Linked DNA regions of Homo sapiens: all the other regions are linked to region 2. Evidence: chromatin loops called from intact Hi-C (ENCODE). Cell type or tissue: dorsolateral prefrontal cortex. All regions are shown on one strand. Each heading gives the region's core, and the rest is flanking DNA. Links, peaks and the distances in the headings are about the cores only.

Region 1 (10,509 bases), core at 3,938-8,937, 440 kb after region 2:
GCGGCCATGAGTGGGCCCAGAAAAGGCACAACAGCCCCCACTCCAGTCCATGGGGACTGGCAGCCCAGTCCCCAGCCTTCAGACCCTCCCTGGCCTGAAGGTGGGGCCTCACTGGAGACCTGCCGCCTTCCACCCAGGAGCCTGTCTGCCCCCTGCTGCTGTCCATGGAGCCCAGGCTGTTCATGCCAAGGGACACCTGCAGGCTAGTACCAAACCTCCCTCAATCCCCACCTTGGCTTCCCCACAGCAATGCTTCTTGGTGCCCAAAGTCCAGAGGGAGCTGAGGCAGCTTGGGGGGCTGGCATGTCAGTGGTGCCCCAAGAACCCCAGCCAGGCTGTGACAGTGCCCGGGCTTGGCCCCACATTGCTCCAAGATTGAAGCAGGTGCTGACAGCAGGTAGAATACAGGCAGTGGGAGCAGGAACTTCTGAGCCTGCAAGGGTCAGAGGGGCCTTCCCAGGCCCCAAGAGCACATGGAGGCCTGGGTCCACAGCCCCAACTTGGGTGGCTGCAGCTGTGCCCAGGAGGGCAGGACTGCTGCCTGCTCCTGGCTCCTGCCAGCTCCTTGAATCCTGGGGCTGGGGATCCAGGTCCTCACTGGGCCCAGGCCAGTGTCTGGAGCAGGGGCAACACTGCCATGAGCTTCCCCTGTTTCTCCGGTGCTCAGAGGAGGCCCAGGGTGGAGTGGATCATGGGCCCCAGGCCTGGCTATCAGGAGCGTCAGGCTCAGCGCTCACCCCAACATGGGGTAGATCCCAGGGAAGCAGCCCCAGGCAGCCCTGCACAGAGCTTCCTCCTAAGGCACAGGAACCCAGCACCTTTGATGGAGTGGGCCAGGTCCCTGAAGTGGGTGCCATTCTCACTTCTTGCCCCAGGCCCCCGAAGTGTGGCCCCAGCTCTGCACACTGGGCCCAGCCCCTATGTTCCATGTGCAAGTACAGCACTGCCCTGGGCCAGCTCCACCTCAAGGGTCCTCTCTGCCCAACTGCGCTGCTCCCCTGCTCAGGAGCAACCTGGCCCAGCCCCATCATGGTGGCCCCTAGGGCAGCAGGCTGCAGGGAGAATGTCTGTTTCCTCCCCAAACCCTCCCTGCAGTGGCCAGCATGATGACAGTGGCCACTCCAGATGGCCTATCACTGCCCTCAATTATATGCCCTGCATCTGGCTTCTCCATGCATCTCATGGCTAAGCTCGTCATCCTGGAATTGACTCTCACAAACTGGGCAAGCAATATCCAGGATCCTACAACCCTACTCTTCAAAATCTCACAAAAGTAGGACTAGTTAATTAGTATAAGTGAAGCTATGCAAAGAACATTTCTTGGGTGGAGGAGGCGATCAGGAAAAATGGATAATAATGATAGGCAGCAAGCAGCTACTGAGCACTTTCCATTTGCAATCTCACTGAATGCTTACAACAATGCACACAGGTAGGGTCATTATTATCTCTGTTGAGGCAGAGCAGAAAGGAACTCACCCAGGTGGCCCACCTCCCTGTTGAAGCAGTGTGTTTAGGACCTGTACCTTCAAGCTCCACATGTGATGGTGCTAGAGCTGGTCCAGGGATGGGCTTTGGGGTTTGGAAAGGATGGGGCCAACAGCCTCATCTGGGCAGACCTTCTGGGGTCAGAGATGTATTTGAAACCAGTCCAATTTTCCCATATAACTGATGTTTTTGGTCTCTTTTAAATAAGCATACAAGTTGACCCTCCCAGTCTTAAAATTTAAGAAAGTTACAGTTGTCTTATCTGAGTTCCTTTCTCAGGAAACCAACCACCAGGCCTCCTGGACAGTGTCAACAAACCAAAACTTACCAGATCCCCACCTCTGGACAATGAGATGCCAGACCTCTAACCTGTCGTGTTTGCCTAACAGACCACCTGCTGCCTGTTGATGGATTCCCCCTTCCTTATCATTTCTTAATTCCTGTTTTCTTGCATGTAGTTACATCTTTTTCCTGCTATATAAATCCCCTATTTCAGTTGGTCAGGGGAATGGATTTGAGACTGATTGCCCATCTCCTCGGCTATAGCACCTAATTAAAGCCTTCTTCTTTGGCAATACCTGTTGTCTCAGTGATTGGCTTTCTGTGCAGTGAGCAGCAGGATGTAGACCAAGCTTGTACAACCCACTTTATTTAGTTGTTGTTGTTGCTGTTGTTGTTCTATTTTGTTTTGTTTTAGGCCTTTAACAGCCTGAAGCCATGGTTTTTAGTTTCTGTCTCCAGGGATGAGGAAGGGGCTTTACTGGCCCAACCAGAAAAAAAACTAAGAACCCATGACTGTATGTTTTCCCTTGGACACCCCTGACCTAGACCAAACCCCTGGCATTTCAGTAACATATTCTGTCACTCTTCCCTTCCCTGTCCACCTACAAAAGGCCTCACTAACCGTCTCTCAAAGCTCTGCCCAGAACCTGTGCTCAACACCTGGGCTGCACCCTCGTTCTTACAACATTCACAAATTGCCCTTATATTTTATGCATACGTGTCTAGTTTCTTCACCTAGACATAAGGACATAGGGACCAGATCATAGGTTTATTTGTGCTGTATAACAATATACTGTAATAAAAGTTATGTGAATGTGCTCCCTCTCTCTCTCAAAATACCTTATATCTTACTCAACTGTACTCACCTGTTTTTAGAATGTGGGTAACTAAAACCTTGGAAAGTGAAACATGGATAAAGGAGAACTACTGTCCTTTCCTTATAGGGTTAAAACCAAGGAAACTTCCTTATCCTGAGAGCTAACCTAGCCCTTTCAGGGATTTAGTTTCATGTCTCTCTTCTGATTTCTTAGAGGGTCAGATAAACAACTTAGTTTGTGTTTGGTGATGTGGAACTTTAGCATGAGTGACTCCATTTTGCTTGTCTGTTGGGGTCTAGCACAGAAGTTCAGTCCAAACTGACGGCCTCCCATAAATTTTTTTTAATGCCCTGCAGTGTCTGAAGGCTAGTCATCAATAACTGAATCATGTTACATTCAGCTCAAGCAATTAAGGTGGTGGTCAGGTGCATTTAGCAAAACCTAACAACTATCATTTCAGAAAATACAGGTTTTTTTGTTTGTTTGTTTTTGTTTCTTTCCCAGAGGTGTGCAGTCCCTCTGGAGAAAGCATGTGTGCTGCAGGGAAAACCATGCACGGTGGACAGCATGGCCTTCCACCTGCATCACAGTCACATTCTGATTCCAGGCAGCTGTTTCACAATTCTGTAACCAACGGTAGGAAAAATAGGCTTACCCTCTACCTGCCACTCATTTCAACATTCCTTCACACCACATGACTCCACATGAATTTGTGCTTCTTGACTCCTCTCTGTTTGTTTTTTGTTTTTGTTTTTTGAGACACGGTCTCACTCTCTCACTCAAGCTGGAGTGCAGTGGTGTGATCTTGCTCACTGCAACCGCCATCTCCTGGGCTCAGGTGATTCTCATGCCTTAGCCTCTGAGTAGCTGAGACCACAGGTGCAGGCCACCATGCCTGGCTTTTTTTTTTTTTTTTTTTTTTTTGTATTTTTTGGTCAAGACAGGGTTTCGCCAAATTTCCCAGGCTGGTCTTGAACTCCGGAGCTCAAGCAATCCACCCATCTCAGCTTCCCAAAGGGCTAGGATTATAGGTGTGAGCCACTATGCCCAGCCTTGACTCCTCTTTTGAAATGGTTATATCATCTGCCTAGTTTCCACATGAATTAAATAAAACCTTTAACAGTGTTCATTTTTAACCTGAAGAAGAGTCATGGTTTTACTTTTTTCCCTGAAATTTGTCTTTCAATGCTTCTGTGCCATGGACAACAGATAGCAACTGCGCATCCAGGCATCGTGCTTGTGGTTCAGACCAGAGGAAGCGGGGAGGGCAAAGAATGGAAACCACTTGCCCACCAAGTCTGCCCATTTTTGTCAGGCAAATAGTAGTAGCTCGTCCAGAATCCCCATCCCTTAGACTCCCTCACACCTGACTGCCTAGAAAAATGCCACATAGACACTCCTAATTGCAAGGGATCTTGGGAAATCATTGCCTACCCACTACAGGAAAAAAAAGAAAAAGGTAATCTGTGAGCAAGGAAGAAGAGAATGGGCGCTCAGTAGGCAACCAGGCTGCATCAACAAGGACCCACTCCAGACAAAGCTTTAGACAGAGCTTCAGATGACCTCGCTCTTGTGTGCACATTCCCCCATCCTCCCATCCGACCTCCTTACCCCCACCCGTGCGCTCATCTTGAAGCCACTAATGACCACGCTGCTGCAGCGTCTAAGTGATTTATCCTCATGTAGCCGATTTTTAGTGGGGTACCCCCAAAGGAGTAGTACAGAGGAGTCCGTGTTAGGGACAGAATTGCTGTCATCAGGACGGCTTGTAAGGGAGCTTTGGTGGGAGCTGGGAAAGAGGGGCGTCTTTCCTTCCTTCCCCACTCCACTGGCCGATGCCTGGATTACCAGCAGATCCCTATACCACCTGGATGCAAGGCTGGCCCAAGAGAAGATTTGCTGAATATCTTGAGAATGCTATTTGATACATTTTTCTTACTTTTTCATTATTAAAATTGTTTTCAAATAATAAAATAAAATGAGAGAAGAAAATGAGAAAATTATATTTTAAGTAATTTTCCTTACCTAAAATAGAACCATTATAACATGTTAAAGTTTTCCAGAGTTTTCTCTCTAATAAGAGCTTTTCTTACAGTCATCATCCCAGGTGTGCAAATTTTTAACCTATTTTTTTAATTAATGTATCCTAAGCATATTTTATTTTATTTTATTTTATTTTATTTTATTTTATTTTATTTTATTTTATTTTATTTTATTTTATTTTATTTTATTTTATTTTATTTTATTTTATTTTATTTTATTTTATTTTATTTTATTTTATTTTATTTTATTTTATTTTATTTTATTTTGAGACGGAGTCTCACTCTGTTGCCCAGGCTGGAGTGCGGTGGCAAATCTCGGCTCACTGCATGCTCCGCCTCCCGGGTTCAAGCTATTCTCCTGACTCAGCCTCCGAGTAGCTGGGATTACAGGCGCCCGCCACCACACCCAGCTAATTTTTTGTATTTTTAGTAGAGACGGGGTTTCACCATGTTGGCCAGGCTGGTCTCAAACTCCTGACCTCAAGTGATCCGCCCACTTTGGTCTCCCAAAGTGCTGGAATTACAAGGCATGAGCCACTGTGTCCGGCCTTAAGCATCTTTTATGTTATTTCATACCTTCATTAATATAACTTCAGTAGCTACTTCATATCTCCCCACGTGGACATAACCATAGATTAGTCAATCGTACCCTATTACTGGTCATTTAAGTTTGTATTAGCTAGAAGACAGACTTACCTGTAATCCCAGCTACTTGGGAAGCCGAGGCACAGAATCACTTGAACCCAGGAGGAAGAGGCTGCAATGAGTTGAGATTGCACCACTGCACTCCAGCCTGGACGACAAACTGGAGTGAAATTAGCAAAAGTGCAGGAAGCATTGATTTTTTTTTCTTTGAGACTCTGTCTCAGAAAAAAAAAGTCTCACCATCAACATCTATAATAATAAAGAAAACGAAGAACTAGAATCGATGTTTATAATGCGTCTTACTCTAGCACAGAGATACGTAAGCTAGGAAATAAAAACAACTTCATTCACCTCATTGAGAGATGCATTTCCAATAAAAACGTACTTTTTATGTTTAACAATTGTTAATTAGTTTGTCACATATTTATTCTGTTTTAATCAAATATCCATAATGGTGATGATAACTGTAAGCAGAAGGTAACGTTTCCATAATTACAGACCTGATCACAAAGGTACCGCTTCCTTCAATTTCAATGTATAAACATATTTTCATTGCTGAGAAGTATGAGAGGTATAAGCCATATGACTTTCACACATAACATATATTAGGATAAAAGTTTATGAGGGAGGTGGATGGAAAGAATGGTTAAAGAACTCATTTACGTATGTTTAAATGGTGGGTGCCAGAGTGATACGATGCCTGCATATCACTGAACACACAGCCAAGAGTCACATGTTTTATTTTCAAAATATTAATATTTTTAATAAGCTGGAAGTTGCATGCTTTTCAGCCATTAAACCTGGAGGAAAATTTTTAGGTGCAAAATGGAAAACTCTGAGGACACAGCTGTTAAAAATTGAGCAGTACCCCACCCGCCTCGGGATCTTCCTGAGTCTAGGGCTCCCTCTGGTGGTGAGACTCAGAATTTGTGTTAGATCACAGCCCCGGAGACCTGCCTAGCAAGAATTAAAAGCACCACGTTCTGCAAGCCAACCCCTTCCTTCTTGGTGTGTTTCCTGGAATCGTCACTGTAATTTTTTTTTTTTTTTTGGTTTTTGAAACGGAGTTTCTCTCTGCCCCCAAGCTGGAGCGCAGTGGCGCGATCTCGGCTCATTGCAACCTCTGCCTCCAGGGTTCAAGCGATTCTCCTGCGTCAGCCTCCCAGGTAGCTGGGACTACATGCATGCGCCACTAATTCTTGTATTTTTAGTAGAGACGGGTTTTCACCATGTTGGCCAGGCTGGTCTCGAACTCCTGACCTCAAATGATCAGCCCGCCTCGGCCTCCCAAAGTTCTGGGATTACAGGCGTGGGCCACCATGCCCGGCCTGTCACTATAAAATTTGACCATATTGGCCCTCTAAGCCCAGAACCTTGAGAGAATAGTACACTGCACCCCTCATCAAGCCAGATCCTCCATGGTCATTCATTAACTTGACGGACGTCTACTGAGCACCCACTATGGGCCAGGCACCCATTTCTAAAAGCCCTCTGTATCTCTCTCTAAGAAGTGTGAAGAAGTTCCTAAACAAAAGAGGAACCCAACACGAATTAACGACCACAGAAATTCACCAAAAAATTAAAGTGACCCACAAACGTTTACAAAGAGGTTTATCCCCTCCAGTAATTAAAGAAACACAATGAACCACAAGAAATCATTTGCCTGCTCCTAAGCTGGGATAGGTTTAAATATCTGATAATATCCAAGGCTGCCATGGGTGGAGGAACCGGGAAATACATGTCTTCATACCTTGCTGGTGAGGATATAAACTGGTACAATTTAACGGACTACGAAGAATATTAACATTTTTTCAGTTCATGCTTTTGACCCATGAATTATTTTAAGGCTTTCGTCGGGACCCTGGCCCAGCCTGCTGCTGAGACCGTCAGGACCTTGGTAAGATGCGCTGGGGTTAGAGTATCTGAGAGCCCCTCTCCTAACTGCTGAAAAGGAGCGAGTTCTCCAGCCTTTGGTTACATGTCCCCAACCAATGCCATTTTCTAAGAACAGCCTCTGTGGCTCTGCTCCCAGCACAAGCTTTCCTGTGCCAAGAACTGGGAGGCGGCCGGGGCAGTGGGGACTGGCGCCTGACTCAGCCTCCTGGGTCAACGGGTGGGGAGCGTCCCGGGGCTCAGGCTGCCTCATCTCTCTCCACCCCTGCCCCCCTTTCCATCTCACACCCACACTCACACTTACAAACACACACACTCATACCCACAGTCACGCACACACCCACACTCACGCACATGAACTCATACACAACCAAACACACTCATACACATGCAGTCATACACTACTCCCCCTACACCACACACACACTCACAAATACACATTCACTCACACACACCAAACACCCATACACATACACATACACCACTCCCCCACACTCACACACACTCTCACACACACACCCCACACACACACGAACTCACACACACTCATACACAACCACACACCCATACACATGCACTCACACACCACTCCCCCACATCACACACATAAATACACTCACTCATACACACCCACCAAACACCCATACACATGCACACACACTACTCCCCCACACAACTCCCCCACACTCACACTCTCACACCCTCCCCACACATCCCAAACTCACTCCCACACACACGAACTCACACATGCTCATACACAACCACACACACCCATACACATGCACTCAAACACCACTCCTACACCACACACACTCACAAATACACATTCACTCATACACACCCACACATACCCATACACGTGCTCACACACCACTTCCCCTACATCACTCACACCCACCCTCACACACACGCATTCACTCATACACACCCACACACACCCATACACATTCACTCACACCTCTCCCACCCACTCACACACAAACTCAGTAACACATACCTTCACACACTCATATACACCCACATACATGCACTGACATACCACTCCACACTCCTCTACACTCACACACACACATCCCCACAACCCACACTCACACATATCCACACCCACACTCACAAATACGTTCATTTATACACACCCACACACCCATATACATGCAGTCACACTACTCCCCCACACTCACAGCCACACACACCTTCACACACTCATACATTCACACACCCACACACATGCACTGACACTCCACTCCCTCACACTCTCACACACACCCCCAGACATCCACACTCACACATTCACACACACGCACACACACCACTCCCTCACACTCACACCCCACACACATCCACACTCACACAAACACACACATTCACACATATATACACACGCACTCACATCACTCCTCACACTCGCACACACACACCACCCCCACACATTCATACACACAGAGACACACTCACCCACACACATTCACAAACTCTCACACACATTCACACACTCATATCCACACACACCCATACTCACACATGCACTCACACACCACTCCCCAACAGTCAGACACTCACAAACACACATAGCCCCCACACACTGACACACTCACTCACACTCTCACACTCACACACACCCTGTGGAAGACTAGAAAGAGCCCTGGACTCTAACGTGACACCAACATGGTCTTGCCTCTCAGGGTCTCAGGGGTCTGCCTCGCTATGGGCCTCAGTTTCCCCACCTACACAAGGGGATTGGACTAGATGATGCCTCTGAGCCCCCCCGCCCCAGCGTTAATTCTAGCTCTGCCCTTCAAGGAGGTTATCATCTAATAGAGGAAGCAGGAGATGCCCTCCAAGTCATGCCACAACGAACGTCTTGAACCCCCCTAAATGGAATGCTGGCATATTCCACTCCCAAATACACAGTCATGTGCTGCATAATGATACTGGCCAATGACAGACGGCATACATGACGGTGGTCCCATAAGATGATGGGACCCATACGATTATACCGTACATTTACTGTACCTTTTCCATGTTTCATTATGTTTAAATACACAATACTGGCCGGGTGCAGTGGCTCACACCTGTAATCCCAGCACTTTGGGAGGCCGAGGCAGGAGAATCACTTGAACCCAGGAAGCGGAGGTTGCAGTGAGCCAAGACTGGGCCACAAATACAATATTAGGAATGAAAATAAATATTACTAAGAATGAGAAAAAAGTTATAAATTTTAAAAAGTAAAAAATACCACAAACATTACAAAATCCAGAAAAATAAAATATTTTTATTAATTAACTGTCTGACACATATCTATAATTTTTTTTCATTTTTTGGCTATAGGCTCTTTAATTGACTCTTTAAATGACAACAATCTTATCAGAGAAATTAGAAAGACGATCTTTGCTCTAGCATGGTGGGTTAAAATTTAGCGATTTATTAATTTAGAAAAGTTTCTTTTAGCTTCTGTGCCAGTTGTCAACTTATTGTATCTCAGCTCCTAATACGTCCCTCATTGCCTGACCTCCTAGAATTGAGCTGAGCCTTGTAATTAGTTGCCCTTTGCCTGCAGCTGCATGTCAAGCTTTGTCAGTAGAGGGCGCTGAAGAGACACGGGAGGAGAAAGGGGTTTCTCTTCACTGTCTGGTGCACTCCTCTTGGGAGGCTCCTGCTGCCCATGAGGTTTCTCTACACCTGCTCCTGCAAGGCACCCGGCTTCTGCAGTGTCTGGCAGCTCCAGCAGCATGTGTGGCTTCTGCAGCACCAACTCCAATTCCCAGGCACCAGTAGCTTTCTCTGGAAGCCCCCTGGGCAGCTTTGCAGGAGTTTGTGGCCACTAGGGCACTGTCCTGGGAATTGCTTCCCCCTGCATTTTCTCCTGTGGCTTTGCAGACTGTTCTGAGACATGACGTGTCACTGTGGGTGATTCCTCTGATACCCCAGAGAGCAGATTTCCAGCTGCTTCTGCCAACCTGGCACCTCAGTGACTTCTCTGCCACGATCTCTCCCATCAGGTCTGGATCTCAGCCGTGGCAGGGACCTTCTTCTGGGGTGCTTTATCTCAGCCCTAAGAGTGATGGTTGTGCCTCTATCTGCCATTCCTGCATTTTTCAAGAGTTCTCTTAACTTCTTTCTAGCCAGGCCTTATTACTCCAATCCCCTGTTAAAGTCAATTCTTTTTTCTTTTTTCTTTTTTTTTTTTTTTGACTGAATTTCATTCTGTTGCCCAGGCTGAAATGCAGTGGCACGATCTCGGCTCACTGCAACCTCCGCCTCCCGGGTTCAAGCGATTACCATGTCCCAGCCTCCCAGGTAGCTGGGACTACAGGCATGCACCACCATGCCTGGCTACTTTTTGT
Region 2 (10,509 bases), core at 1,582-6,581:
CCTTGGCTGCGTCTGACTGTGTGTGGCCTTTTTAGGGGCTCAGCTTAGATTCTGGCGCTTAATTCTTACTGTGGCACTTCCGAGCCCACCCGACAATTAAGGCGAGCTGGTAGCGAGGGGATGGATTCAGTTTAATGGACGTTTTCAGTTGGTTCTTTGTAAGGTGGGAGAAGCACGTGCAGGCTGAGAGGGGAGGAGCCGGTAGAGGGAGCAGGGACAGAGCTGTCACGACTCGGGAGCCCTGCCCATCTCTAGTGCTGGCTTTTGTCCTGCTCAGGCTGCTGGCTTATTTGCTTTGGGGGACGCCTCCTGTTTGTCCCCATGGTCTTGATGAGGCTGCTTGTCCTCACAGACCTGCCCTTATCCCAGCCAGCCATCAGTCAGGGAGCCGCGCTGTGGGCATGTGTCTGAATGTGCCGTCTGCTCTGTAAAGGATGCTTCTTAGGGTTGCAGATGGACCTCTCTTGTGTCCCCCACCCCTCAGTGTTTAGCAGTGAGCTTCAGTGGGGTTTGAGTCCAATTCTGAACACATGGCAATCCTGCAAGGCAGCTGCTCATCCTGGCAAAAGGCAAGTGGCTTGTTCTACGGCACACAGCTCAGAGGTGCTGGTCGATGTGCGTGGGCTAGTCTGCCCCAAACACAGAGGATGCTTGGCATAGTTTGCCTCTTTTCCACCAAACCCCTGTATTTTGCTCCCATGAATAGCTGACCTGCCCATGCCAGCCTTCCTAGCCCCCATCCTCACAGAACTGACACTGCCTCTCAGTGGTGGCTCCCTTTAGAGGCTCCCAGTAGGCCACAGCTAGGCTTCTTGTGCCTGCCTACCTGCTCCTTAAGCTTACGTATACGTCGTATATGTAAGAATTAACATATGTGTGTGAGTACGTGTGTCAATACTGTGAGATAGCCAAGCCTCCTTCCTCCATTGGGCTCATTCTTGCAACAGTTGCCTGCCTACTGCGGAAAGTCATTTCCCACCCTGGAGATGCGTGTAGGGGATCCTGCTGCCCTCGGCTACCATGCAGGGCCTTCCTCTCGTCTTCTCCCCACCTGTCCTGGGCCCCTTCTCCCGCTAAGTCCATCACATTTGTCCATGTGCACAGTTTGTTCCTCGCTGAGGTGCGCAGCAGACTGTGCTAACCCATCGGACAGTGGCTGCCTCTTGTTTCTTCATAGCAGAACCTGGTTTAACTCAGGGCATGGCCCCAGGCCATGAGCTGCAGTTGGTCTAGTTCAGTCAGAAGTATCCCCTTCCCACATGCCAGTGAATGGGAGAAGTCGGCTAGGGATTTAAGAAAAACGTGCGTCCCCTAACAACAACAAAAAAGACACACGGGGATAAATTTCCTTTTCTTCCTTTGACTGTGGTCTGGGGACATGGTTTCTAGGGCCATGAGGACAAAGGTCAAGGCACAAGGTGGCTGAGTGGAAAGGTGGGCAGGTGATTCTCCACGCAGTTGGCAGCACCAATGTCATTGCCCGATGGGTCCTTCCGCCTCTTGTACAGGGAAACTCAATCCACTGAGACCACGGCGTCACAGTAAAGAAAGAGTTAACTGACATGAGTCCGGTCATGCCATGCAGGACAGTTATCTATCAAATCAAGTCAGTCTACCTGAAGGCTCAGAGGTTAGCAGTTTTCATGGATAGTTTGGCGGGCAGGGACTAGGGAATGGGTGCAGCTGATTAGTTGGGATGCCTTCAGAGGGGTGTGGAAAATGACACTGACTCCTCCTCTGGGTGGGGCCACAGGACTGGTTGGGTGGTGAGTCAGGAGTCCAGGTGAGGTCAAATTGGTTGCCAGAAATGCAGAAGTCTGGAAAGACATCTCAAAAGGCCAATCTTAGGTTCTCTAATAGTGATGTTATCTACAGGAGTAATTGGGGAAGTTACAAATCTTGTGACCTCGGGACAATGGCTGGTTGTCATTTAACTACACCTACATCTTAGCAGAATTCAGGCCTCTCTCAATCCTAACCTTGCGGCCTCTCATTAGTTTTGCAATGGTGTTTTAGTTTGGGGAAGGGCTAGTATCATCCTTGCTTTAAACTGTATGTAGTTTAAACTATAAACTAAATTTCTCCCAAAATTAGCTTGGCCTGTGTGTGCCCAGGAATGACCAAGGACACTTGGAGGTCAGAAGCAATATGGAATCAGCTATGTCAGATTTCTCCTAACAGTGATACTTTTGCAAAGGCAGTTTCGCTAAGCTGACCTGCTTTGCAACTGCCTACCTACTAACTGTTCGTTATTGTAGGTGATAAGCATCCTTGTGGCTTAGCCTCCTTTCAGTTATTTTTTTCTGTTCATGCCACGAAGCCATCCTAACTTTATCCTGACACATCTCCTTGCCCCAGGGGAGCTATGGACAAGGTGCGCTGTTTGGCTGAAGGCAATCATGGCCAAGCTGGCAGAGCTAGCCTGGAATCTTCCAGACAGAGGGCTGGAGGAGGGATGGGGCACGGGAGCACAGATAGACTTTAACTGCCCCCACGTTGTCAAGGAAAGGAAAGCAGAGCGAGAGAGTGGGTAGTGGGGTGGGTGCTGCTTTGGATGGAATGGCGAGGGAAGTCTTCTCTGGTAAGGAGACCACACTGGAGCCAGAGAGAGAGCCACTCAGAGGTCTGGGGCAGAGGAAATGCTAAGTGCACATTAGCAAAAGCCTCATGCTGTAGGGCAGTCCCCAGCTTTTAAAAAACTCTCTCAGCTGGGTGCAGTGGCTCATGCCTGTAATCCCAGCACTTTGGGAGGCCAGGCCGAGGTGGGCGGATCACCTGAGATAATGAGTTCGAGACCAGCCTGGCCAACATGGTGAAGCCCCGTCTCTACTAAAAATACAAAAATTAGCCGGGCATGGTGGGTGCCTGTAATCCCAGCTACTCAGGAGGCTGAGACAGGAGAATCACTTGAACTTGGGCAGCAGAGGTTGCAGTGAGCCGAGATCCTGCCATTGCACTCTAGCCTGGGAACAGAGCAAGACTCTGTTTCAAAAACAATAAACAAACACCCAGCTCTCTCTCAAAGAAGTAAGGAAGCAAAGCAGGCTGATGGAGACAGGCTTCTGGGAGACCCAGCTGCTCAGGTCTGGGCTCTGCCTGCTGTATATTCACTTCTCCTAGGTTCTCTCTGGCCTGCCTCCCATCTCAGCTTCCTTTTTTAAAAAAAGAAAAGGCTAATCTTTGATAAATTCCCACATAATCTGCAATGAACAGAGAAACTCTGTAGGAATGACTTGGTGCTACCCCACCACAGTCCACATCTTGGGACAGCCGCTCAGCCTGGAGCCCGTACTAGAAGGAAGAATGTCGATGTTAAATCTCTCCCTCATTCAAGACAATGTGGCCTCAATATTAGATGCCTTTTCACCTTTATTTTCTGAATGTCTGTTTACATCTGAGTTCACTCGTAGAAAAAGTCTGGGTGAGAGAGTAGGTCGGGGTCCCCTTGGCCCTGAGAACAGCTGGCCAGGCGGAGCCCACCTCTGGTTTTTCTGGCTTTGTGACAGAGTGACCACTAGGGGGTGACATAGCCTCACATGCTGAGTCTGGTGCTGGGAGCAGGTTGGTCCTGCCTGGGGGAAAGCAGCAGGTATCGTTCCTGCCTGGGTTTTTTCCAGTGCGGTTCACCTTCAAATGCGCCTCCCAGACAGAAGAAAGCTGGTGTTAGGAGCGGACAAGGATACCTGCCTGCCCAGGCGTTTCAAAGGGGAGTTGTCTGGCATGGAGGATATTCACCTGCACCACGTTACATGAGAACCTGCTAAGTGCTGGGCCCTTGGGAACGCAGCAGTGAATGAGCCCATCCCTGCCCTCGTGGGGATACCATTCTAGGGACAATCGGTACCACAGGTGGAAAAGTGTCATGTGTCCCAAGTGCCAAGAGGAACAACAGTCAAAGGAGAGGGGCTGCGGGGGTGCTGCTCTATGTGGGCAAGTCAGCAATAGCCTCTGACATGGAGACATTTGGCCAGTGGTGAGATGGAGCCAGGGAGAGGACAGGTGGAGGCCATGGCACGCCTGGCGGAGGGGCCCACGATGCAAATGTCCGGAGGCAGGAGCAGCCTCTGAGCCTGCAGGGAGCTGGTCAATGTGGCCAGAACCAAGTAGGGAGGGAGCAGGTGCTGGAGTGAGGTCAGGGAGTGGGGCGGGGCCTTGCAGGAGAGGTCAGGATTCCAGGTTTTAATTGAGCGATACAGAAAGCCATCGGATGTCGATCGGATGCAATGCAGAGAGATGTCTGGCTACTGTGCAGTAAAGAGATGGTAGAGACAGGGCTGGGGTGAGCAGTGAGGGGTCCCTGCAGTGGATCTGGAGATACATTAGCATGGTCTCCCGCCTCCTCAGAGACCTCCTTCAAGTCTTGCCCGCTACAGAAAGCCTTACTGGATTCTGTTTGCCTTGAGCAATCTGCCAGAGCCCTGAAATATAGCTGTTATTTTAAGTCTCTTTGCAGTCTGTGTTCTCTCGTGATAACTTCCTATTGCCTTCTTGTCTCTTTAAAAATCACATATTGAGCTTTTCATGCACTTGCCTCTTATTTTCCCAAGCTCTTCCAGTTCATACCTCCTCATCCCCCCAGGTCTATCAGTGCCTTCGGGGTTTGGAACCTTTGGGGTACACTGATGGTCACCCAACATGGGAAGAACACCATGTCTCTGGGGACCTTGGATCTCCCTGCTCTGTTTTCCTTTCTGTGGGCTCCCAGCTCCTAGAGCTCAACATGCCTTTATCCTTTTCCCTCCTCCCTCAGATGGAAACAGTTCTGGCAAAAATATTTAAAATAGACATTATAGAACTTAAAGGTGACATAGTTCAGGGGTAGTTGACACATTTATCTCATAACAAAGAAAGAATTCCTAGCATCAAAACCAGATGCCACAGATTCTCTTTTTGGAAGCGACTGTCTTCCCAGAACCCTAAAATCATGCAGTGGTAGCTTTTAGGGAGTGAGACAAGGTGGCCTTTGGCCAGCTGGCCCCCACGGAGCAAGAAATGGCATCTTGTCTGATGGGGGCAGCAGGGCACACCCAGTAACTGCTACTGACAGGATCAGCCCTGCTGGACATTGGGACATTATCTTTGTCCTACTAGAAAAAAAAAAAAGAGTTGAAAATCACTGGCCTAGACAGCCACCTACTTTGATTACACCGAAGGCTACTCTAGGTGATGACCATGGTGTCTGGTAGGGACAAGCACAAAGCAAAAGGTGGAGAATATACTCTGACACCCGGGGAAGATTTACAGCACTGAGATGGTAAAGCGGAGCCGCAGGGCTTCATCGCAGCAGTGGTTTGAAAACGTTTTGACTGCAGCCCACAGTAACAAATCCATCTGATGGCATAATCCAGCACATACAACACATCAACAAAAGCCCTTTTACGAAGCAATATTGACCCTGACTAGGTACTTTATTTTCGATTCTATTGTTTCAGCTGCTTTATCTGACCCACACGGTTGATTTCATGATGGGGTGGCGGGGGCAGTGGTTGCAGTTTGGAAAACACCACCCTAGATGGTCAGAGAACAGCAGAATGCGTCTGGAACGCCTTTGAGGCGAGTCTGGTTTGGGGGGTTCTTAGGGCACAGAGGATCCGCTGGATGGAAGTAAGTCCCGGGTTTCTGCCAGAGATGTGGAATGGTAGATTTTCCCCCTGTCCGTTTCCAAGACTAGCTCACAATTATGACCGAGGTCATGTGTATTTTGAACATCCAAAAGGAATTTAATTTTCTCTGTTTGTGGTTGAATCCGAATCTCCCATTCCACATGGTTGACCCCCACCCTGGAGCGGGCACTGTGTCTCATCCTGCTGCATCTGGGGATCTTTTTCAGAGGATCTGTGCTGGGAGCTGTTTGAAATTCGAATGAGTCTTTCAGAGAAGTTTATTTAACTTGTAAAACTTCAGGTCCTTTCACACCATTTCAGCGTTGGATCACAGACAGCTCTTCCTTTATATCCCAGCAACTTGAGTTTATTTTTCAAATAAAAGTCTGTTTTCCCATAAAATGCCAAAGGTTTTGTGCTTTGTGTGGAGGAATGAGCCCAAGCTTTTAAGACTTTAATTTAGAGCCTCTGAGTCTTGCATTTCCATCCCAAGGGCTCCCGGGGCTGAGGAGCACCCCACTCCAGCTTGCCCCGCAGAACAAACGCCAGGCAGTGGTTCAGCGAGTGAGCATCAATAGGGCCATTGTCCCTAAATATAGAGCAAGACCAAAAACCGGGGGGTCAGACTCGAGTAATTTTAGGACTCCAGCATTTAGGCCTGAAGCTCACCGCTGGTTACTCCCCCGAATCGCAGCGCTGACCCCGTCTGAATCGTCTCCTGCAGATGGCCCTAGCTCAGCTGTCAGCCCGGGTCCTACCTGGAAGAGGGTTACTCTCCGTACTAAAAGCAGATGGAGTTTAATACACGGACGTCACAGTTCTGATTATGTGGCTGCGTGGTTATAAAGGTGAGGAAAGAGCTGAGACGCCAGACTAGAGTTTGGGAAGCGACCCACCGATGAGTAAGGAAAATCCTTTCCCACCCCAGGTGGGAGAAGGGAAGAGGGCGGCGCTGGGAGCCCTGGCGGGGCTGGAACCAGGAGCTGCAGTTGGTCTGTCTGGCAGGAACGGGAGCCAAAGGGGCTGTAGCTATGGTCAGATGTTGCCCAAGGTGTCTCCCTGTCTCCTGCCCAGCGGGAGCCTGGACACATGGCAGCAGGGGTCAGAGGTCAGCCCCTGCATCCAGGCAGAGTAGGGGTGAGGATTGAGCATGAGAGCAGCGCAGGTACCCGCTCGCCTGGAGGCACCACTGAGTCGTTGCGTGTGCCTGAGCCATGTGCTGAGCGGGGTGCCCGAGATGCACCCACAAATCCATCTAGGGTCCCTCCCAGCATTGCAAGGACAGGAAACCTTTGGTGCCTCAGAGGCAGAGAGGTTCCTGGGGAAGCTCTGGTGGCTCCTACGTTAAAAGGAACCCACACTTCCTTCGTTGCAGTCACGTGTGTGGTGTGTGTTCCTGGGGCATTGCTCACATGACCTGTACGTGAGTCATTTTACTCCTCACTTTCAGGGAGGCCACAGGGGCCTGTGGGACTGTACCGATGGTGCAGAGGCGAGACCTGCTTTGGGGGCAGAGGGACCTGTGGCTGCCGGCATCACTGGTGGTCCAGGGGGAGAGGCCTGAGAAGAGGAGGAGACCAATGGGGGATGGGAGAGGAGGCGGGAGAGGGCAGTGGAAGTATTTGTGTTTGCGCACAGGTAGAGACACTGAGGACTTTTCTCCACTTCCACCTGGGAGGGCCCCGCAGCCTCCTGGAGGAACCTCATGGTGTGCACAGGTGATTTATATCATTAATACCAAAGAACACGAGCAACTGCTAAAGTGAGTTGCTTTAGGCACCGGGGTGAAACTGGGAAGGCTCGTGAGGGGCCGTGGCCCCCGTGAGAGTCCCCTTGCTGCCTTGGAAATGACTCTGCCCAGCAAGGAGAGGAGTCTCTTCAAACAGCAGTTGACAAATGTTTCCTGTAAAAAGCCAGATGGTAAATGTCTTAGACTTCGAAGGCCACGTGGTCTCTTTTGCAACTACGAAGCCATAGACAAAGTATAAACTAATGGTGCAGCTGTGTTCCAATAAGTATTTATAAAAGCAGGTGGCCAGCAGGATTGGGCCATTGGGTAGTAATTTGCCAACTCCTGTTTTTAAAACATAAATCCCATCATGTCATCCCCTGTTCAACCCCTTGACGCCGCCCCAGCACATTTAAATGAAAACTCCAAGCCCCACCACACATGGCCTCTGAGGTCCTCTGAGGTCACCCTGGGCTGGCTCTGACTGTGTCTTGTGCACACCCACCCCCTGTCTTCCTCTGCTCAGGCTCATGTCCCCTAGGCCCTCTGCCTGAAACACCCTGAGATGCTGAGCATGTCCCCTAGGCCCTCTGCTAGAAAACACCCTGGAGCCAGAACACCCTTGAGGCTGTGCTGTGCCGTGCCTCCCAGATTCCCGATTCCTTCAAGAATGAGGAACTCACTCCCAGCTGTGGGTGTGACAGACAGATGGCCCTCAGCTAAGGAGCACCACCTCGCCAGCCTTCAGCCCCTCCCAGAGCCGGCCTACGCCCAATAACCGGCCGATGTACATAAAGGACCAGCCCCCGACCCCCGCTCAGGACAGCTCTGAAGGGGCATCCGGGCTTCAGAACTCTCTGTCGGGGCTTCACGGGGTCTCCATCGCCCCTTTGTCAGGCCCAAGAGCACTCCCTGATGTACATCCAACATGCTCATTTCCATCCCAGAGCCTGCCTCTCAGAGAGCCTGCAGCGACCCTTCCTGCAGATAGACACAGGTGGGGTCCCTTCCTTCAGGTCGCTGCTCCAACTTTCCAATACCACAGTGGCCTTCGGAAGGAAGGGAGGCAGGGGAACTGAGGGGACCGCGAAGGTAGGGCCTGGAGAAGTGCTGGGGAGTGAGGTGCAGCTCGAAGTGCTGGAGAGTGAGGTACTCGAAGTTAGGGCCTGGAGAGGTGGTGGGGAGTCAGGTGCGGCGGAGGGGGTTGGGTGGGCGGGAGAACAGGGACTATATGAAGCCAAAGCCCAGCCTCCCTCAGGGCTGTGCCCTGTGAGTTGTACAAAGGGCCCTGGGTCTGTCCCCAGATGTTGCCATGATCCAGAATTACTGTGAGCTTTACCCTGTACCCGACAAAAAAGATTGACTCTGGCTTGCCCAAGTCTGCCCCTAAGCCCCAGTGCTGGCCCAGCCAACGCGGGCACCCTGGGCCCCCCGCTCACTGGCCACAGCTGGAGCCTTCCGGACCAGGGCAGCTGATGAGGTCTGAATACTGGGGCTGAGCAGACTCCAGAAAAACGTGACTCATCTTGCCTGCCCACAAAGAAAGGAAAAGTATGTGCGGCATCCAAGTTTCCTGAAAAGTTCAGCCAACACATTGCAGAGTTATGTGGCCTGGCATCCCGTGTGGTCCCTGGGGACAGCGCCCTCTGGCGCCAGCCTGGAAGACGTCCCCAGCCAGGGCTGGCCTGCACATCCTGTGTCCAGGCTGTTATTATTTGGGAGAAGCCAACGAAAAATTCCCGGAAGAATCTCCTTGCCCTCAGCGAGTTAGAGTCCTCTAGTTCTCTCAGGGCCTGCTTTGGTGATGCTCCCACCTTCGGAGACAGTAAAAGGCAGCACTAACACATGCTCTTACTTAACACACAGGCCCACTGTAGCTCTTTTTCTTTTTTTCGAGATGCGGTCTTGCTCTGCCTCTCAGGCTGGAGTGCAGTGGTGCGATCACAGTTCACTGCAACTCAAGCGATTCTCCTACCCCAACCTCCTGAGTAGCTGCGACTACAGGTGTGCACCATCATGCCCGGCTAATTTTTAAATATTTTGTAGAGATGGGGTTTTGCCATGTTGCCCAGGCTGGTCTCAAACACCTGGGCTTAAGCGATCCTCCTGCCTTGACCTCCCAAAGTGCTGGGATCATAGGCACAAGCCACTGCTCAGCCTGTATTTCTTAATTCCTTTTTTAAAATAACACTTTAGGGCTGGGCGAGGTGGCTCACGCTTGTAATTCCAGCACTTTGGGAGGCCAAGGTAGTGGATCACTTGAGCCCAGGAGTTCGAGACCAGCCTGAGCAACATGGTGAGACTCTGTCTCTAAAAAAACAATTATTAAATAATAAATAACATTTTATTTTGACAATTTCAAACATAAAGTCACAAAAATAATACAAAGAGTTCTCATATCCTTTTCACCCAGATTGCCCGATGTTAGCATTTCACCAGATCTGCCCATATCTCATTTCTCACGATCTCTCACTGTGTGTTTATATGAATTCTGAACCCCTGAGAGGAATTTGCAGACATCATATCCCTTTACCCCTAAATATTTCAGTGGATGTTTCATAAAAACAGGGTCATTCTCCTAACCACAGTATAATTGTCAAAATCAGGAAATCAGCACAAATATCATGCTATCAGCTAAGCTGCAGGCTTCATTCACATTTTGTGCCTTGTCTCAGGGGCGTCATTTCTTGGAAGAGGAGACCTCCAGCCACGCGTTTTGTTTCGTTGTCCTTTCTCTTCAGTCTCTTCATCTGGAACAGCTCCTCAGTCCTGTCTCATCTGTCACGACCTGAGCACTTTTCAGGAGGACAACGGCCAGTTCTTGTGTCACCTGCCCTTCGACATTTCCTCACCATCAGAGCCAGCCTCCGCCCTCAGGTGGGCACCCACCCATCCGTGGGCTGCCCTGGGCTTCTGCATCCCAGCAGGGTCACCCGATGCGGCCGCGACACCTTTCCGGTGAAGTGGACGCCGGTCACTTGGTGAAGGGGGCGTCTGCCACCATAAAGTTCTCTACTTTAATAAAGGGCTTACTTTCCCCCTTGTCACCAGTCAGGGCTTCAGGGGGACCTACTTTGGGATTGTGTAAATGTCTTCTTTCTCATCAAACTTTCACTTGCTAGTTTTAGGATTGATATGTATTTCTTGCCTGAATTGTTACTATAGTAATTACCAAAA
Region 3 (10,509 bases), core at 2,516-7,515, 380 kb after region 2:
GTTCACACTGACTCCTGCTTGCCGAAGACACTGCTGCTTGGTGATGCTGCGCTCTGGCCTGAGCAGCCCCTCACTGACACGTCAGCTCCAGTCCCCACCTTATCTCCCCACAGCAGAGAATGGAGCATGCATCAAGCCATCCAGAGAAACCCAGTGGGGCATGGACCCAAAACACGGGCGCTGCACTCACTTTGCATTTTTATAGCAACACACATTGGGGTAATTTCTACTTCCATTGCACAGAGAGCTTTGCGAGATGTTGAGGACATAAAGATGGCCAGATGTCCATTTTCGCTCTGGTTTCTGACAGCCTGAGAGACACGGTGAGTGAGAGAGTCTGATCCCCTGAACCCAGGCCTGGTTCCCTTCCAGCCACACCACTGTCGCCTTGCTATGAATGAAGAAACAAGGTGTCTGCTTTTGATAAATTGACTGAGGAGGAGTTGGCTAAGGGAGGAAGGACAGGAGCTACCCATAGGACATATGGGCAGGAACACAAGGACAGGGTAAGGCCGTGATCAGCATCAAGGACACCTGACCAGTTGTGCACACCATTGTGCTGGCATGGGCTGCCCTCACCTGCCTGCTACACGCCCATGCCCACTCCTGCTCCTCTAATGGCATCCAACCTCCCCGCTGTGATCAGCAATCATACCATCCGCCCCCATTCTTCTCTCCCCACAACCCGCACCTTCTGGCAGCCCATGAACATGTCACACTCAGACTGTCCTGCCCCAAATACTATCTTGTTTGTCCCACATCTGGAATGTGCTTTTTCCTCTGACTCCCCAAGGAGAACCCTCCCAGGCCCCCTCCTCTGCAACGGCCTCTCCTCCAACCTCAGCACCGTCCTGCCCCCTCCTCTACCGCCTGTCCGGTGGAGCAGGCCCGGCCCAAGTCTCCATGCCTGGAGGGCAGCCCATTCTGGACATAGCGCATGCCCAGAACTGCCTCCACAGCCGGCTTCCTCTGCGGCTCTCTCTTCACAAGACACGGAAGAGTTTTGGGGCCTGCTGGTGTGGCATTGCTTCTATGATGGCTAAAAACAGCTGGGAAGCTAGAAGACACGCCTGAACCAAGCGCAGGACAGCGATTTGTTAGCCAAAAGCTTAAATTCAGGCCCCAAATCCAAGTGTGGCATTGTGTCAAATGAGGCTGAGACTCCGCGTCACCTCAGCTCACCAGGCACTTCTGAGGCAAACCCTGACAGGTACATTTCAGTCCCCTGCCCAGGATGCACCCCAGCCCCGCTTGGCGTGCGGCATCTTTCACAGCAGATGCCCTCTGCTTCTGAGATCATCCTTCCATCATCTCCTCACAAAACTCAGTGGAAACAGACATCCTGCAATCAAAATGAAGAGCTAGTCACCCAGACACTTTCAACACCTACAGCTGGGGAGGCTGAGTAAATTAATGCAAAATTAGGGTGACAATTTTTGAATATATTTCCCACCTTTTATTTCCATCGGTATCATCCGTTTAAAAAGAATGACAAGAAGATTCCCATCAGTCCAAACTGGACCACCCACACTTTGAAAAAGTTGGAGCATTTCAGCCGGCTCCGCATGATCCATCCTGTCTTCAGTCAGTGCCTTCTGGAAGGGAGGGAAAGTCTTGGATGCACCTGGCACTCAATCCACTCGGCACCTGGCTGCTGCTGTGGTCCTGGGGCTGGAAGGAACTCCCACTGGGCACACATCTACAGAGGAGTGCGTGGCGCAGTGAGGACGGTTACTGCTGGAGCCGACACACAGCGAACTACATACTTTTAGAAAGAGCCTCTGTCACATGGCTAGAACAACAACAACAACAAAGAAAACCCACAAAAAACCTGGAGAAAATATATCTAAATCTCTGATAGGTCTCTTAGCTAGCAGTGAGTTCAGTATGACAGCACAGAGTCTAAAAATATTAATTAAAAATAAATTGCTTTGGTTAGCATTTAAACCTTTCCCATTCAATAGAAGATTTCTGTAATGAGGAATGCTGAATATATATAAAGCCTGACACTCAATCTTGAATTTCGGGGGCGTATTTTACTGAACTAAGAGCATAAAACACTGGCGTCCCAGGCTGAAGCCATTTGCTGCGACCTGGTGTGGCCCCCAAGGCCAGCGCCTCATCGTTATGCCCCACAGCACTTGGAAGGAAGACTTAAAGGACGATTTGAGGGGCGGGGAAAGGGTGGCACAGGAACCCATGTGGCACCCTGGCAGAGATGGCAGCGTGGGAAGCAGGAAGGTCAGGGCAGTGGGTGCAGGAGGCAGGCAAGCTGGGCAGATGGAGCCACAGCTGGAGAGGAAGCGGTCGGGACACCCTTCCCAGGACCCTGCCCTGGACACCTTCCCCAGGACCCCTGTTCTACAGGACCCCTGTTCCTTCCTGTTTCGGGGTAAAACACCAAGCTGGGGAAGGGGTTAGGGACGCAGACCTGGGAGGCAGATGGAACGGCCTGCGCCAGGCCAGAGGAAGCTTCTTCCCCGAGACCACGCATGAAGGCCCTGGGACCCCTCCTGGACTTGTCCCCTGCCCACCCCCTCCTACACCCAAAGAGGACTTGTAATTCAGATAAAAAGTAAGAACAGAAAGAGCTGCATTAGCCTTTTCATAATGATAGCATTTATAAGCAGAAAATTAGCGCTATTTCTGTTCATTATTTAGTTTTTCTTTGTTGCTGACTTCCTATTTTCTACATAGGATAGGTACTCTGCAATAATAATTTCTTCATCTTCCAGAGTTGAGTCAAGATAGTCTTCCTCATGCTCTGGAATGTCTTCCAGTATCTCATTGACGGCCTCTGTCTCCATGTCTTCGTCTGTTGAGGCACTAGAGGTTCCTACAATAAAATACCGCAGGAGTAAGTGAATTATGTGAGGATTGTCCTGGGGACACTGCACGACCACAGTCAACCTCAGACTGTGCCTCTTGCTGGCCACACTGTCCAGGTGGCCGGCCCGGTGACGTCAGGGGACGCCCCCTCAGTCTCCACATCTGCCGTGGCTTAGGGCCACATCTGTTGGCTTCTGAAGACACTTTGCTCTCAATGCGGCCCTCAAAGACCTCAGACCTACCTGCGGAGTCAGAAGGGGACGTGGCTGGCGGGGACAAAGAGTCTTCTGGCGACAGCGGCAGCTCGGGAGGCAGGCTTCCTCCGTTGTGAGCAAGGGTCTGGGCGGCCAGCTGGACGTTGCCTCTGAACACTCTCAGCGCAGCTTCGGCCACGAGTGCATCAAAACCCATGTACACCAACTAGGGGAGAGCGCAGGGGTCACAGCATCAGCCCCTGGCGCCTCTTCTGCCACCCCCGTCAGCCATACGAGTGGACAGCCGACTCTCATGTTTAAGAGCTCCCGGCGTGTGCACCATGGCCCTTTGTGCACAAGTCATGCTTCTGTGCAATGTGAGCGTAGAGCAACCTGGAAGGGGGCTTGGAAGACTCAAGTCGGGTGCGTCAGGGAGCAGCCATCTCAGGACAGGCAGTGACCTCGGGCTGAGAGCAGGGCGCCACACCAGCCTCACCACGAGCACCGCGAGGTCAGTGGCCACAGCATACAGGCGTGCTAACGCGTGTAGGGGCACAAATGTGGACAGAGCCGTCACTTGGGATACAAAGCTGGATGGGTTTCCCAGGTCACAGTGCCATCCTTTTAGGTCACAGGCAGAGAAATGAGGCTGATGCAAACAGTGGTGCATAGACAAAGGCAGCAAACCTAAAGAGAACTTCCTGACACTTCCCCAGTTTTCCTGCTTTCCAAGGAGGCCTCCCCTGCCCTCTGTTACTGCGTGGGTGGCCTCTGAGGTGGGCAGGTTACACCTGGAGCCTGGGAGCCAAGGTTTCAGCACGGACTCCCCCAGTCCTGCTGCCTGATTCACCCGGGTTACCCCAAGCAACCCCACCCGAGGCTGTCCAAGCTGAGGGCACAAAGGCCTGTCACTCACTCGGTCAATGTTTTCCTGGGAAGGACTTTCTTGACGGTTGTCGGTTTCAGGATTGGAATCATTTAACCACCACATCTGAGGATTGCTGAGCAGAATCTAAAACACACAGGAACACCCTTTACCCATCACTAAGAACTCTTCACACATTCAGACAGGCGCTGCACCCTGCCATGTGCTAGGCAGACCCCGCCGTCCTCTGCTGCTATGAGGCAGAGAAAGGGGCTCCCACTCAGGCTGGTGTTCACAGAAGGCTTCCAGCCAGAGACCAGGACAGCTGGGGTTTGAAGGAGGAGCAAGACTAGTCAGGGAAAAGATCCCTTCTGTTAGAGCAGGAAGGGATGGAGAGCAGGTGGAAGCAGCATCCAAGAAAACAGGTTTTGTCAGAGCTACAGACAGAAAGGTCTCAAGCAGCTCAGGGCTGCCTGATTGATCTTTGAAAGCGTCATGCCCTCTAGACTTAAAATGTCAGGCAGGTAGTAGGGTTATTTTGACCCTTGATTTCTTCATCACACAATACTTAATCTTCAAAGACCCTGTGGAGACTTTCCTTTCCAACACTCAGTACTTCCATTTTGACTGGAAGTATTTTTGTGCCACTCGTATAATTCACATCTATTTTGAGACCCATCAGTCCCTTCGAATATTCAGAATTTCCCACCTCTTAATATTTCTCCAACACACAAAAAAACGAACTAGATGATATTCAAATAAAAATTTAAAATTTAACGTATATGTTAAATATACATGTACATAGTTACAAAAGTACTGACTTGTGGAGCCTTCCGGGGAACAGGGCAGGGATAAGAGGCAAAGGCAGGGTGGACTCCCCGTGCCTGCTGCACCCACACCCGCCTCAGCAGGGCAAACGAGGACACCTGCCCTGCACCCCACCCCCTCCAACCCCATCTCTGTCCCCCCAGCCCCGCCCCCAGCACGTGCACAACCTAAGCCAGCTCCTACCACTCTGCTTCCTGCCCGCCGCGCTGCCCCAGCATCTGTCTGGACTGCTGCCTCCACACAGCCAGCCCCCTGCCTCCTGTGCACCCCCTCGGGACCCCTCACCACGTGTGCTCTGAGTTTGTCTCTCACTGACCTGCGGGGCCGAGAGGGCAGAGGGTGGTTCCATGCCAAGCTGCTGAGACGCAGCGCAGCACCTGCCCTACTGAGGATTCGATATGCTTCTCCAACACAGGGAAGGAAGTGGCCCAGGTAAAGTCACTGCTGTCTGGATCCCAACCTGCTGTCACTCCTGAGGGGTTCTTTGAAAAGCTCTCCCTTTGCCAACATGTACGATGGACTAAATAAATAAAACTAGATACTTACATTTAAAATTTTAATGCCAAACAATTATACTACAAGTTGAATTCCCATTCTCTTTTTTCTGCCGTGGAAACTGCCTGTTTCACTAAACTCTGCTGCACACAGAAACCCTACACAAAGTCCTGGCCTGTGGACTGTGCTGGTGTGGACAGGCACCACGTTTTGGAGCCAGGCCTGGGCCAAGCACTGAGCATGGGGCCTCACGTGGCCTCACGCAGCCTGTGTCTGGGCTGGAGCCCAGGAGAAACCTGCCCTTCAGATCCGGATGACGGGGCAGCCCATAGGAGTGAGCCCGGGAGGATGCTGGAGAGCCATGGAGGGAGCTCTGGGCAGGACCCACTGCTCAGGGACAAGGCCAGAGGCCCCGAGGGAGCTGCTACCTTCAGGGCCTCATCCAAGTTCCCGCTGGCTGCGTGGAGTACCTGCTGGGCCGCGTGCGTGGAGTAGCCCATCCCTTTCAGAAACCTGATGTTCTCGAGGCGGCGTCTTTTCTTCTCTTTTTCCTCCTTCCTTATTTGGGCCAGTTCCTTTAGGAAAACAGCAAAGTCCCATCCCAAGTTAGGGACTGAGATTTCACAGCCTCTCAGTCTGCGCTCTGCAGGATTCTCCGCATTTCCAGGCAAAGCCAAAAAACCAAAGCAAAGCACAGGGGGCCCTCTTTCTACCTCTCCTCACCCAGCCAAATGGCAGAGGTGCCACAGAGGCAGAGGGGTGGTGGAAGTGCTGCTTCTGAGGCAGGCAGTGGAAGTGAGATGCCCGTGGGGCAGGAAGGAGGTGCCTCGCCAGCCCCGCCATCCACCATCCGGCATCAGGATGGGCTGCTCGCCAACCCAGCACTCCCACTGCAGAGGTCGCGGGTGTGAGGTGCATGGATTCTCTTCTAGGAACCAGGTAGGAACCGGGTAGGAGAGCTTCTGCACGCGGTGGGAAGGCCTTCCAGCCTTCGATGAATCGCCCAGGGATTCAAGTTAAAATGTGATGTGGAATCAGGGGCTCCTGGGCAATGCCAAAGCTGGTGACCCGCCCCCCACAGCCTGGGGAGCAAGGACTCCAGGGCCTTCTGAGGCCTGTCATTCCATTCGGAACCCACAGAGTGCCCAGAGACAAAGGTCATCTAACCTCTTGGTTCTCAACCCTGTTTCTCAGAGTTGCCTGCTATTGCTGCAGGAGCGCAGGACGGCTGCAGAGGGTTCTAGTCTCTTCACCTCTCCCACCCAGGGCCAATCAGGAGAGTTCCCAATTTATTTTGTAAACTAGTATCCCCATAAAAATGTCATTTAAAAAGGGGATTTTGCTGCTTAAAAACAACAACAACAAAGCAAGTTTGAAAACCAGGAATTTAATCCAACCTCATTATTTTCCCAACAAGGAGACAGAAAGCTTTCAACAAAGTTAAGTGACTTGCTACATTCTCCCAGGGAGACCAGCCCCACCATCAGCAGCAGCGAGGACGGGGGAGAAAACAGACTCCTTCCTTCCAGAGACCTGATCCTGCCTCCTGCCCAGCCCAGGCAACAGGCGCCTCCCTGCATTTTCCCCACAGCAGGAAAGCGGCCTCATCTCTTAGGAAAACAAAAGCATCATCATTGTGGAACCAGACTCCACAGGCCCCACAGTAGGAGCAGGCAGAACAGAGTGGCTGCTGGAAACATCTCCAGGGATGAAGACATCTGTAGACTCATGGCCTGTCTCTATCACAGGAGAACCTCCTGGTGTGGCCCTGGAGTGCCCACAGCGCCAGCTCCCTTTGCTTCCCCTTCAGCTGCACCAGGCCTGTCTCATGCCCCCATTACGTGCTCTACCTCTCAGTGGCCAGTCTCCCCCAGCTCCAGCCCCGCTGCACAGGGCAGCAGGCTCCGTCATTCCAGTCACCTACCTGAAAGCCCGCAGCAGCTCCTGACCACCTCCCCACACTGAGGCACCAGCTCCTTATTCTGCTACTCAGGGCCCCCACTCCCTGGCCCCAACAATGCTTCGAAACTGACCTTATCCTGCCACACCACCCCAACCACACATGCCAGCAGGAGTCTTTCATACCACTCACATTTGCACTTTTATTTACACATACTCCATGTAAAATGCCTTTACTGGCCCCATCCTCTGCTTTCAATACAGTTTCTTCCATTTATATTCCAAAAGGCTAAGAAGCGCACCTAACATCCAAGCACAGAGAAGGACGCTGCCAGCCAGCGGACCTGGGCATTACCTAACACAGACCTCACACCAACTGGGAGCTTCGAAGAATACTTCCTTTCATTACAAATGTCTTAGTCTGTTTCCTTTTAATCATGTAAACACATGTGAGAACATTATTTTCTGAAATTTCTCTTTATACTAAGATGAGTTAGAAAGATAAAGTAGATCAAATCAATGACAGTGAGTACTGCACTGAAGTGGCTACAGTTAAGTAGAATCAGATCTCAAGAGAGAGGCACTGTATGGTCACAACAAGCTGGGATGGCCTCTTAGGAAGGCTACGTCTCACGGCCTGGCCATGCCGAAGCATGATCTGTGAGCTCCGTTTCTACAGCTGTTGCTTTTCTCAGATGAGAAACTGGTCTGTACTCAGGGCCATATTGCACAAAAAATATAAACTTTTAATAATTATGTATTAAAGGCTGGGTGCAGTGGCTCACACCTGTAATCCCAGCACCTTGGGAGGCCAAGGTGGGAGGACTGCTTGAACCCAGGAGTTTTGAGACTGGCCTGGGCAACATGGTGAGACCCCATTTCTACAAAAAAATAAAAATCAGCCGAGAGCTCTTGGCAGGAGGATCATTGGAGCCCGGGAGATCAAGGTTGCAGTGAGCCATAATCACGCCACTGCCCTCCAGCCTGGACAAGAGAGCAAGGCTCTGTCTCAAACAAAAACATGAACGAATTGTTTTACATTCAGCTCAGTCAGATGCTCATACCTAGAACGTTGGAACTCCGAGGGCAGCAGATTTCTCTTGCTCATCTAAAGCTCCGATAGGAGCTCACTTTCTGTGGGACATTGTTTTTGTCTTTCCAGCACCCATTCTACCCCTCCCTGAGGTGTGGGAGGCTGCTCCAGCTCCCCAGGTGGCCCCTGAATGGGCTAAGGTGGCAACCCTCTATCTCTTGCCACAGGCCTGAGCCAGTCTTGGCGTTCCTCCAGCCTCAGTGACAGGTTCAAGGCTGCCCAATCACAAGAAGCTCAGGATTTTCCCTGAGGATTCTGGGACACAGATTATGGCCCTTGTTGTGACTGGATGACACTGATGACATGGGGTGGGGGGTGGGGGTAAAAGACAGACCTCAGGTCCTCAGTGACATCAGTAAGCCACTGAATGAATCACCTAACCCTGAGACCTATCCTACTTCTGGACTTTTTACAAGTAAACGGCCAATAAATCCCACCACATCCCTTGTTTTGATGTTTAGGCCATTTTGGGTTTTTTGTTGTTGTTGTTGCTTTCAGCCAAAGGCATCGTAACTAACAACATCTGTTGGGTGGAAGAGGGAGAAGGATCAACTGCACTATATACACTGGTTTTTTTATTTGCATTTTCTCCAAGGGCTTTTAACTTCAGAAATGTACAAGTGATATGACTCCACTATACTTTAAAAGACCACCTCTGAGCAACAGCTCTTCCCATGTGTAAGATGAGAAGTACCTGTCCTGTGGCCTCTCGGCTGGTCACAGGCAGAAGTGAATGACATGAGTGTGACAATGTTTTATGAACTATAGTCTTATACAGTGATGAGAACTGTTTTCCAAATGATCTCATTTTAAAACACTAGCTTTCCAGATGCTAATAAAATCTTACTTCATTCTCAGTAAACTATCGCAAGAACAAAAAACCAAACACCGCATATTCTCACTCACAGGTGGGAATTGAACAATGAGAACACGTGGACACAGGAAGGGGGACATCACACTCTGGGGACTGTTGTGGGGTGGGGGGAGGGGGGAGGGATAGCTTTAGGAGATATACCTAATGCTAAATGACGAGTTAATGGGTGCAGCGCACCAGCATGGCACATGTATACATATGTAACTAACCTGCACATTGTGCACATGTACCCTAAAACTTAAAAGTATAATAATAATAAAATAAAATTAAAGGAAAAAATAAATAAAAATAAAAATAATAAATTCTTACTGGTAGTGGAGTAATAGTAAAGCAATAAATCAGTATCAGCAATGTTCATTTTTCTGTTAGTACTGAATTAGACCATGTAAAACTCAAACACACAGAACTCAACTTTTCAGCTGGTCGCAGTGGCTCACACCTGTGATCCCAGCACTTTGGGAGGCCAAGGCGGGAGGATCACTTGAGGTCAGGAGTTCGAGACCAGCCTGGCCAAATTGGTAAAACCCCATCTCTACTAAAAATACAAAAAGTAAAGCTGGGCGTGGTGGTGGGCACCTGTAATTCCAGCTACTTAGAAGGCTAAGGCAGAAGAATCACTTGAACCTGGGAGGCAGAGGTTGCAGTGATCACGCCACTGCACTCCAGCCTGGGTGACAGAGTGAGACTCTGGAATAAAAAAAAAAAAAAGAACTCAGCTTTTCAAAGTCTCTGCCTTTACCTACTCATTGACTTCTATAGCAAGACCCAAAGGACCACGATTGGACTAGGCAAGAGAGAAAGGTAATGACCACAGCTGGTGTTGTAAAAGGAGAAACCCTGTGACTGCTCACCACGGAATGAACCCACGAATCCACTCCCTCTCTGGCATCAGGTAGGCAAACAACCACGGGGCTTTCCTGCTCCCATCCAAATACCCCTGAGGCTGCTTTTTTCCTTCAGGATTATCCTAGTGTTTAGCAAAAAGGGAAACGAGGTAACATACATGTGAAGATTCTAGAGACTTCTATGGCTGGAGTTTACAGCTAGAAAGGACCTGTGAGATAATCTAGTACCAACTTCTTGTTTTGGCAAGAAGAAAAATGGCTCTCCTGCTAATATTCCACCATGACCGCCCTCTAGACCTCAGTTCTTTCACTGCAGAACATATTGGATAGAATAAGGATGCTTCCAACTCCAAAATTCTAAGGTTTTCTTTAATGTACTTAATTGTTTCAAATGATTATAGTTTTTTAACCTGTGCTTTCATAATATAATACAACTTGTTTCTATGATTTGACTTATGTTTCTAGGCAAGGATGCAATCCCCAACTTTAATAATGACCTCATGAAAAAACAATTTTGTTTTTAAAATGACTTCCAGAAATACACTATGGTGTTAAAGAAAGAGAGAGAGGGGACCGTTTGCCACCAC

What was found. Hi-C counts contacts between places; a loop is a spot of excess contacts. Peaks named below come from ENCODE experiments on the same cell type or tissue, not always from the same donor. Only the 100,000 strongest peaks of a DNase experiment are listed, where the experiment ranks them.
Region 1: it touches region 2 in a loop (6-fold over the local background); 23 of 110 quality-filtered maps call a loop at or near these places.
Region 3: a loop joins it to region 2, with 2.4 times the contacts of the local background. A loop is called at or near these places in 79 of 110 quality-filtered maps.

What each region holds. Positions count from the first base shown.
Region 1 is chr7:151,310,913-151,321,421 of GRCh38, reverse strand. No RefSeq gene overlaps it. Among named protein-coding and RNA genes, the nearest start is that of NUB1, 26 kb to the left of the region's middle. In dorsolateral prefrontal cortex, for the core only: CTCF peaks have their summits at 5,968 and 6,170 (motif pointing left); DNase peaks (open chromatin) are centred at 4,971, 6,181 and 7,351; H3K4me3 peaks cover 669 bases.
Region 2 is chr7:151,752,736-151,763,244 of GRCh38, reverse strand. The region is part of intron 3 of PRKAG2 (protein kinase AMP-activated non-catalytic subunit gamma 2); the gene reads left to right. Among named protein-coding and RNA genes, the nearest start is that of PRKAG2-AS2, 48 kb to the left of the region's middle. RefSeq lists enhancers at 3,226-6,382, 7,571-8,352, 6,618-10,298, 9,919-10,509. In dorsolateral prefrontal cortex, for the core only: CTCF peaks have their summits at 3,311 and 3,518 (motif pointing right); a DNase peak (open chromatin) is centred at 3,524; H3K4me3 peaks cover 426 bases; H3K27ac peaks cover 2,396 bases.
Region 3 is chr7:151,369,374-151,379,882 of GRCh38, reverse strand. NUB1 (negative regulator of ubiquitin like proteins 1) reads right to left here. Exons shown (of 15, transcript NM_001243351.2): 12 at 5,640-5,786; 13 at 3,940-4,035; 14 at 3,072-3,249; 15 at 1,434-2,836. The coding sequence ends at 2,658. It also overlaps a transcript of WDR86 not described here. Among named protein-coding and RNA genes, the nearest start is that of NUB1, 33 kb to the right of the region's middle. In dorsolateral prefrontal cortex, for the core only: no CTCF peak of the experiment used is centred there; a DNase peak (open chromatin) is centred at 5,446.